Regions from separate parts of the Homo sapiens genome. Here all the other regions are linked to region 1. The links are chromatin contacts, found by Hi-C or POLR2A ChIA-PET in ENCODE. All regions are on one chromosome and are shown on one strand. The core of a region is the stretch at or near the end of the contact, and the rest is flanking DNA. Distances in the headings are between cores, read along the strand shown. Region 1 holds the start of ERO1B (endoplasmic reticulum oxidoreductase 1 beta). Region 2 holds the start of SPRTN (SprT-like N-terminal domain). Region 3 holds the start of TSNAX-DT (TSNAX divergent transcript).

Region 1 (2,992 bases), core at 206-2,705:
GGCATGTGACCTATGCAGTCAGCCACCCCAGGACCCTGCATTTGGTTTAATGCTCTGCTGGTTCTGAAAGGTATAAACCACTATGTGGTAGGCTGATTAATGACCCTCTATTTATAAATCCTCATCCTAATCTCTGGAACCTGTGAATATGTTATCCTATATGGCAAAAGGGACTGTGCAGATGTGATCAAGTTGAGGATTTTGAGATAGGATGGTCTGTAACCAATGTAATCACAAGGGTCCTTATACAAGAGAGACAGAAGAGTTAGGGTCACAAGAGAAGGCATGTGACGAGGGAAGCAGAGAGAGTGAAGGAGATGTGAAGTCATGAGGTAAGGAATGCAGGTGGCCTCTGGAAGCTGGAAAAGGTAAGGAAACACATTGTCCCTGAGAGCCTCCAAAAGGAACACAGCCCTACAGGTCCATTTTGGACACCTGATCTCCAGTACTATAAGGTAATGAATTTCTTTTGTTGTATGCAACTAAATGTGTGATAGTTTCTTACAGCATCAATGAGAAACTAATACACGCTACATAAACACAAGGGAGATGTATTACTCGTTTTGTAGAAATCAAAGGCATTAATAAAACTAATAGCAGTTACCATTTATTGAGTGCTTCCTAGGTGCTAGGCACTATACTCAGCTCTTTCTGTATCTAATCTTATGTAGCCCTAGAACAAGATATGAGGTGGGAATTAAGGCCCAATAACTAGCTAGAATGTTTTAGAGTTGGGATCTGCGCCCAATCTATGTCACTCTAAGTTTTTTTTTGTTTTACCCCATCCCCATATTTCATCATAAGCCTTTGGGTTTGTCTTCATTCTTTAGCATGCGTTATACTCGCACGTGTCAACCTAGGAGTCGGGCTGGGGCGGGGCAGGAGATGACATCCACATCTAGGGTGCATGAAATTAAAAAAGAGCCGAAGCCATCTCTACAAGTCACAGGTAGCTTACATAGGCACCCACAGCAGATGTGAGGCTACAGAAAAATGAATGAGACAAAGAATACGCTTCAGACCGAAAGTCAAAGATCCCGCACCGTCCGTTCCTAACTCGCCCGCGTACTGGGTGAATCCTAGAGCCTGGCGTCTGCGAGGACTCCAGGAGCGACAGCAGGGACCGACGCAGAGAGGTCCTCAGCCTGGTTTCCCGGAGAAGAGGTCGCCCCGCTTCCCCCGCCCGCACCCCCCGGTGTTTTGGAGGCCCGCGTGGTCCCGCCTCATTGGCCGCCGCGGAGCCCGAGGCCTCGGGGAGGCGGGGCGGCCTTCGCAGTTGTAGTTCCCGAGTCCTCTCGTTCAGCGGCTCCGCCTTCCTGCCGCGGCGCCTAGGCGACCGCCCAGGACCACAACTCCCACAAGGCCCCGCGCTTGGGGGCGTGGCCGAGGAGCCAAGCGAGCCGGGGGCGGGGCCGCCTGGGGGATGAAGTGGGGGCGCTCGCCTTTCCTGCCTCACTCGCAGCTGCCGGGTGTTGGGGAAAGAGTCGCCTGCCTCCGGACTGGAGTGCAGACCTCTGACCCTGGAGTCGCTCGGCCGCTGGGAACCGTCCCCTTGGGTCGTCGCCTGGGCCGCCCGTCGTTCCCCGGCCCCGAGGGGTCCGGCTGGCCGCGGTGTGGGTAGAGGTCAGCATGAGCCAAGGGGTCCGCCGGGCAGGCGCTGGGCAGGGGGTAGCGGCCGCGGTGCAGCTGCTGGTCACCCTGAGCTTCCTGCGGAGCGTCGTCGAGGCGCAGGTAAGCCCGAGTGATAGCGGGCCGGGAACCCCCGGCCGAACACCCGCGGCCGCTACACACGGGCCGCGGCTGTGACGCGGGGAGGGCCGGGCAGGGCCGGGCCAGAAAAGAGGTGATTTCTGGCGAGCAGAAAACCCGGGGAGCAGAGACCTGACCGTCCAGTGCGGGAAACATCTGCGAACCGCCCGCAGGGTGGGGGGACGGCGACACTCCGGGTAATGGCAGTCAAAAGAGGAAGATGGTGACGGTCCCCCTGAGCTGTTTTCGTTTTTTCCTCTCGGATGTGTTAAGCGGCTGGGAGTGTGGCGGGAGATGGGACGGGCATGAACCACCTCGGCTGTCTTGCGAAGGGAGCGAGCGCCCAGAGAAACGGTGACGTCCTTCCCTTCAGGAGTTAGTGAGGGAGGGAGACTGAGAGTTGGGGGCACTCCGCAGACCCCCGAGGCCCCGCCAGGCGCAGGGGATTGGGAGGGGGCAAGACTTCACTCGAACTGTCGGACTAGAGCTTTCTGGGCTTTTACTCTTCCTCGAGCACCTTCCCTTGCTCAAGATTGCTTTATTTTTACCCAGCTGAGCTGTGTCTGCCAAGTGGCATCGCCAGGTAAGTCCCAATACGAGACTGGGGGGGTCTGAGTGGGGCGTTGTGGCTCGTGGATGGAGGCTCTGGCTCTGGCAGTCGTGAGGTGCTGGCTGGTTGTTGATGTGAAGCGATGATTACAAGTGTTCTCAGTGTGCTAGAAATCTGAGGCTTAGCTGACCAGATCCTTTCGCCTTCAGAGAGGTGTTTGCTTCTATTCAGTAGAATTTGAATTGATTGCCAGGTGCTGCTGCTTGTTGTCTGCACCTGCTGCAAGGAGGCAGCACTGCTGAGGGCCAAAAAAATAAAACGAAGGTCTCAGGTGGCCTGATGATGAGGGGAGATGTCATTTGAAGCAATTAGTGCTCATCCAAGAAAAATTGAAGGTGACTCTGAGTGTAACCGTGAAAACATGTTTTTCTGAATTGAGTCACTTTATTTCATGGTTTTATGGTGCCCTGCACTAAATCCCAGAGTGCCTGAATAGTCCGTTTGTGTCTGTGTTTGAACCATAAAAATAAAAGGGGCAAATTTTTGGTATTGGGGAACATGTTAAAATGCAGATTCTCTGGCCCTACCTCCACATGTATTGATTGGATCTGGAATATGGCCCAGATATCAGCATTTTAAACAAACATTGCAAGTACAGTATAACTGTAGCAAAGTTATCTTTTGACTACCTCT
Region 2 (2,992 bases), core at 209-2,708, 4.9 Mb after region 1:
AAAAATGTGTTACATTGGCCAAATATGCCCAAGTCCTTACACATTCTTGGGCAGTTCACACTAACTCAGTTGGCAGATGGCTTTCATGAAAGTATACCCCCCTTGGTTAGCAGATACTTGCATTTCACCTAATTAATTAGTTACAACCCCCGCGGGCGCCTCCCGCGATGGCTCCGATCCCCGCCGGGCAAGGAAGGAAAGCAGCGTGCTCTCACCACCCTGCTTGAGAAGGTGGAAGGCTGCAGGCACCTGCTAGAGACGCCAGGACCGTACCTGGTGTACAACGGGGACCTAGTGGAATACGATGCGGACCACATGGCCCAACTGCAGCTCCCCTTGCCCTAGCTAGGCTGCAACAGCTCAAAGGCAATCCTATTCTGCTACTCCCAGTCTCCTTCCGACAAGTTACAGTTCGGTGTTATTAACAAGCAGATATCTCCAGTAGCATATCTCCAAAATCATAACAGACGCCTGTATAAAGGAAATTGGTACTTTAAACACAATTTAATATCATATCTTAATTTGTTTGACAGTAGGTTGTTTTCTATCAACTCAAAAACAAGCATGCTGGGATACAACTGTATCTTAAACTTAACCCTGTTCACGTGCAGGAGTAGATTATTATTTCAAATAGGGATTTCTGAAATTTAGCGTGTAGAAAAAGAATCGTTTTAAAAGCATCACTGAAGATCCCCAATGCAACACACGAGCTAACTAAAGTGGGTTTCCTAACGGGAATAGAGGAGGAGAACACACATCCTTTGGCAGTTACTCTGCGTCCTCAGCACTTTCTTAGGTGCAGATTTGGTTGCTTCTCCCTTCTGGGTCCTACAGCACTATCATAAGGCAAATCAGGAACTTGTTATTTTCAAGTGAAGTGAGATTCAAATAAAAATCTCTTTTTTGTTACGGCCCTGAGTCCAACCGTGGCGGTGTGGTCTACACAGCTTTCTTATTGTTCGAGTGGGAGAAAAGGTAAGGAAGACAGAAACACGCCGAGGCAGGAATTGCCAGGTCCAAAACCAGACTCCCCTCATTTAACGCCCCCTGGGACCGTCGGACTAGAGAAAGGAGAGAAAACCAGGGCCGGGGGCTGCAGGAAAGCTGCCAGTCCCGCCTCTTTCCCCAGCGGGGCTCGGAACTCACAGGGTCATTCGCACGCTCCACTTCACCTCGACGGCCTCCAGCTGGCCCCAGAAGAATTGGTCGTTAAACTGAACAAACAGTGCCTGCAAGTCCGGTGTGGGGTCCACCAACTCCCACGACGCGTCCACTAGCGACAGGGACTCCTGGGCATGATCGCGCTCCGCCTCCTGCAAGTTCCACTCCTCCTGAAGCCGCAGTGCCAACATCAAGTCATCATCCATCGTTGCCAGGATCACAGGCGGGGTCCGCCGGCGTCAGGCTGGCTCCCCAGTTACGCCGCGACCCCAAGCCGCCTAGCCGAGGACCAGGACTAGCTCCTAGGAGATGCCGGCTCTCGAGACGGCCCGTCAATCCCGCGAGAGTTCGCGGAAACGCGCTTGAGAACGAGAACGGAGCTTACCCCAAACGCCGAAGCCAAGATTCTAGGGCTTTAAAAAAAGCAGTCAGCATGACACCTCCTAGTGGGCGCAGAACCTGGGCTCACAGGGCTCGGGCCCTACGAAGCTTTCAGGAAGCTAGTTTCAGCCTTTACTCTTTGCCGGTTATTTCAAACCTCAACGTCACGCTCGGTTCATGCGCAGTACCGAAATTTCTCTCGGCCTCTCCCTCCCCTCACTTCCGCAATAGCTCATCTTGCGCATGCGCTTTAACCGATGGCATTGCTGCGCAGGCGCAATGTCTGCGCTCGGCCCACTTGCGCAGGCGCAGTGTCTGACGCTCAGACCCGGCGCAGGCGTACTCGTCTCGTTCCCATTCCTGCTTCCTCAGCCCAGGAGCTCGGTTGGCCTTGGGTGGGTCTAGACAGCCGCGGCGGCTGCGGCGCCGATAGTGACAGTGAGTGCGTGAGACCCGGAGAGAAATGGCGATGGCGATGTCGGACAGTGGGGCGAGCCGCCTGCGTCGGCAGCTGGAGTCAGGGGGTTTTGAGGCGCGGCTGTACGTGAAGCAGCTCTCGCAGCAGTCGGATGGGGACCGGGACCTCCAGGAGCACCGGCAGCGCATCCAGGCGCTGGCGGAGGAGACGGCGCAGAACCTGAAGCGCAACGTCTACCAGAACTACCGGCAGTTCATAGAGACGGCCCGCGAGATCTCCTACCTGGAGAGCGAGATGTACCAGCTCAGCCATTTGCTGACCGAGCAGAAAAGCAGCCTGGAGAGCATCCCGCTTACGTTGCTGCCTGCCGCTGCTGCCGCCGGAGCCGCCGCCGCCTCTGGAGGGGAGGAGGGAGTCGGTGGGGCGGGGGGCCGAGACCACCTCCGAGGCCAGGCCGGCTTTTTCTCCACCCCCGGGGGTGCCTCCCGCGACGGCTCCGGTCCAGGCGAGGAAGGAAAGCAGCGCACTCTCACCACCCTGCTTGAGAAGGTGGAAGGCTGCAGGCATCTGCTGGAGACGCCGGGACAGTACTTGGTGTACAATGGGGACCTAGTGGAATACGATGCGGACCACATGGCCCAACTGCAGCGGGTGCACGGCTTTCTCATGAACGATTGCTTGTTGGTGGCTACCTGGCTGCCTCAGCGGCGTGGGATGTATCGCTACAACGCTCTCTATTCCCTAGATGGTTTGGCCGTAGTCAATGTCAAGGACAACCCGCCCATGAAGGACATGTTCAAGCTGCTTATGTTCCCCGAGAGCCGTATTTTCCAGGCCGAAAATGCTAAAATCAAACGAGAGTGGCTGGAAGTGCTGGAGGACACCAAGAGGGCCCTCAGTGAGAAAAGGCGAAGGGAGCAGGAGGAGGCAGCGGCCCCTCGAGGGCCACCCCAAGTGACTTCCAAGGCCACTAACCCATTTGAGGATGACGAAGAAGAAGAACCAGCTGTTCCTGAGGTAGAGGAAGAGAAG
Region 3 (2,992 bases), core at 260-2,759, 4.8 Mb after region 1:
ACAGGAACAGAGAGCTGGTTGCAGGCAAAAGGCCTAAACTATCAACAGCTGTAGATCCTTCAGCCCCAATCAAGGCTTCAGGTGATTGCAAATAGGAATCAACCAGCTAAGCCCTTCCCAGATTCCTTAATCACAGAAACGTAAGGTACAGGATAGTGGATAGACAGGGACAAAAGGAAGAGGATTTTGTTTTGTGTTTGTTTTGAATTGAGGAATAACTTGTCCAAGTTAATATGCTGAGAAAAGGGGACTGTGAAAATATGTGTATATAGATATGCGAGATTCACTAATAGATACAAGCTCCCACTCTGTGCTAAGTGTTACAGTTAAAACAAAGATACCGTCCCTGTCTTCAAGTCTAGTAGAGGAAACAAATACACACTAAATGAAAATATATTTTAGCATATAACAGATGAGTAAATATTATCAGGTACACAATTCTTGAGTATGTGACATGTCAAATATTAATTAATGTTTACTGTTTCTTGTGTTTAAGTCATGTTTACCTGATTACTAATATTTCTCTTAATGGGACATAAAAGTGAAGGCCTTTGTAATCCAGACTTTTAGGGTACATCTAGCGCCATCACAAAACCTCCAGCTAAAGTTTCACATTAAATTCTTAGGGACTGTTTTCTTGCGCATAACCATGGCTAAATAATTTTGTTCTCTCCCCTTCTTCAACTTACATTGCAGAGAACTTACATTTAAAGGCCAACATCACGGGTGAAGATGAATTAACATCCTTCCCTTCTCTTCTTTGGTTATGTGGGAAATTGTCATGCTTCCTTTTCCTGAACCCTCCTGATCCTTATATAGAGAAGAAAAAAAGAGAGGGATCTTCCATCACCAAGAGTTTGCAAAACACAACATAGACAAACCTACTCCTTGCTTTAAAACCAGATACCCACAGGGCCCTCGCCTTAGAGGCTTTCTCCGCAGACTGACAGAGACGCTGCCCAGGCCTTTCCAAGCAAATCATCCAAGTTTCCACCAACTGGTGCTATGATCTGGCATTACAGCAATTACTGAACTAGGATAAAATCACACCTCAAAAATTTAAGAAAAAAGGAGGTGTAAACAGGGCCGATCTGGCCGGGGAGAGAAACAGAGGGGCCGCCCCCGAGTCTACAAGGGACGAAGGCATCCTTCAAGGGTGAAAAGGGGAAAACTGCATAGAAAGACTGGAGAACCTCCCCCTCCGGATAAATAACGCCCCGTGTTGTTAAGGACGCCACCTTCTTTGTTGCTCATGTCGTCACAGCCTACGGTGAGACGAGCGGAGACTGAAGGACCTGGAGCAAGAGGAGTGCGCGAGGTACAGGCCGAGGGAACCTGGGAAAACAGCCTGCAGAAAAACGCTTTGCAGCCGGGCCGACTACAACGCAGTGGCCGGAAGTCTCCTCTCACGTACTTCCGGCCTGCGTCCGGAGGGGAGGGGAGGCCGTCGCCGCTGGCTCCGCCCACCGCGTGGTCCAAGGACCACCACCCGCCACCGCCGCGCGAGCGTACTATTGCGGCCGCCCTCTGCTGCGCCTGAAGAGAGAGGCGACTCTACAAGCCTCACAGCATGCACTGTTACTAAAAAGACGATGCGTCCTCCTGGACCTGAGATCTGTGTGATCGTGGGAAAGCGACGAAAAACGTACGTAATTTTTTTCTGAAGGCACCTTCGGGACACCTTACCCTTCCCTCAGGGGGGCCCAGCTTCGCGCGCGGTGCTGTGGGGGTTGTAGTTCCTCCGCCGGAGCGGGACCTCCGGTGCCCCGGGCCAGGGATGTGAGAAAGAAGCGAGCCCTCGAGTTTCCTCGGGGCATGTGGGAAGGTTTTTTTCAGGATCCAGGCAGAACCTTACAGAGCTGGGAGTTTTTTAACTTTCCATTCCTGGCAGTGACGCCAGGAGCTTTAAGTGATGGAAATATGCGAGTCAATCAGTGGATGGTGTTAGTACTGTTTTCTCTTATGAAGATCAAGCCTGCCCTTCGGGTCTACTTCCACCTTTTCCCCCTGCCCGTCTCCCACCGTCTCCCTCCTCTCCACTGGCTCTCAGAAGCCGGACAGCCTGTGTTCAACTTGCCTCCACGGAGTGGTTGTGTGACCTTGATGAAGCACGCAACTTCTCTGCCTCAGTTTCCTTATCTGTAACATAGGGATAGAATAGTACCCGCCTTGTAGGGTTATTTGAGGATGAAAGGAGTTAAGTCTCGTGAAAACGCTCTTTCACATATAACTGCTCAATTAAATATTAAATACCATACTCCTCTCCCACCAGGGCTCTCCCAAACAAAATGATAGACAGGTGAGTAATAGCAGCTGTGTTCCACTAAACTGTGGGCATTTCATTATGAGCAGGTGCTGCCACCATATCTAGACTTTGTGCCGCCCCTTAGCCCCAGTGCTTCTCAGCGCTGTGATCCGGTCCCATGTAAGCTTCCGTCAATGTTTGTTGAAGAATCATGTTCCTGGTGTCAGAATAGGTAACTAGATGGCAATTCAGCACCGTCTAGAGAGAAACTCAGGCCAAGGCTTCATAACTGGGGTGCCCTAGGCCTAGTACAGAAAACACAAGTACATTTTAAGCTTTCTCTAAATAACCTCTCTATTGTGGTCATGTGTTGAACACACAGTCTTTTCTCCTTGTTAATTTAGGAACAAAGGAACAGTAAATGGAGTAACTTGGCTAGAATATGGCAGTAACTACAAGGCATGTTCTGCTCTGGCACGAAGGTAACCACCACTCATACCTCTCCAGCCCTGTGAATACGTCAATTGACTAAGCAGATTCCTTGAGGATAAAGTAGGCTCCTGGGGACCTTGCTTGTTGGGCTACTTGCTTTGTGGATGTTAAACAGATAATTCTCATGAGTTTGAGTGACGTCTGATCTACCAGTATTCCCCCTACTCTGATTAGAAATGACTTGACCATGCCAAAAAGAATAAAAGACAGCTCTGATACAAATGTAGCCATTTTAATGTGACTCCCTCTAGATCC

The links. A loop is a pair of places that touch in the nucleus more often than their neighbours do. ChIA-PET counts read pairs that join two places held with the same protein, here RNA polymerase II (POLR2A). Pooled maps may share reads with other maps.
Region 2: a loop to region 1 is called in a map of naive thymus-derived CD4-positive, alpha-beta T cell, with 17 times the contacts of the local background. The contact joins the promoter of SPRTN here to the promoter of ERO1B in region 1. A Hi-C loop is called at or near these places in 1 of 168 maps with a recorded cell type or tissue (naive thymus-derived CD4-positive, alpha-beta T cell), 2 of 37 single-sample maps with no recorded cell type and 7 of 50 pooled maps.
Region 3: a map of CD4-positive, alpha-beta T cell shows a loop between it and region 1 (17-fold over the local background). The contact joins the promoter of TSNAX-DT here to the promoter of ERO1B in region 1. A Hi-C loop is called at or near these places in 2 of 168 maps with a recorded cell type or tissue (CD4-positive, alpha-beta T cell and CD8-positive, alpha-beta T cell) and 6 of 50 pooled maps. POLR2A ChIA-PET finds 5 or more read pairs at or near these places in 1 of 52 experiments (OCI-LY7).

What each region holds. Positions count from the first base shown.
Region 1 is chr1:236,280,421-236,283,412 of GRCh38, reverse strand. ERO1B (endoplasmic reticulum oxidoreductase 1 beta) reads left to right here and starts at 1,455. Exons shown (of 16, transcript NM_019891.4): 1 at 1,455-1,731. The coding sequence starts at 1,630. RefSeq lists silencers at 1,111-1,700, 1,741-1,790 and an enhancer at 1,861-2,060.
Region 2 is chr1:231,336,759-231,339,750 of GRCh38, reverse strand. It overlaps SPRTN (SprT-like N-terminal domain), which reads right to left and starts at 1,458. Exons shown (of 5, transcript NM_032018.7): 1 at 1,147-1,458. The coding sequence starts at 1,367. It overlaps EXOC8 (exocyst complex component 8), which reads left to right and starts at 1,899. Exons shown (of 1, transcript NM_175876.5): 1 at 1,899-2,992. The coding sequence starts at 2,006. RefSeq lists silencers at 174-223, 2,295-2,464 and enhancers at 1-846, 1,245-1,444, 847-1,721, 2,025-2,084, 2,125-2,174 and 1 more.
Region 3 is chr1:231,527,073-231,530,064 of GRCh38, reverse strand. It overlaps TSNAX-DT (TSNAX divergent transcript), which reads left to right and starts at 1,509. Exons shown (of 3, transcript NR_173106.1): 1 at 1,509-1,645; 2 at 2,650-2,727. It overlaps TSNAX (translin associated factor X), which reads right to left and starts at 1,396. Exons shown (of 6, transcript NM_005999.3): 1 at 1,239-1,396; 2 at 706-810. The coding sequence starts at 1,254. It overlaps TSNAX-DISC1 (TSNAX-DISC1 readthrough (NMD candidate)), which reads right to left and starts at 1,412. Exons shown (of 16, transcript NR_028393.1): 1 at 1,239-1,412; 2 at 706-810. RefSeq lists enhancers at 640-1,839, 1,308-2,129.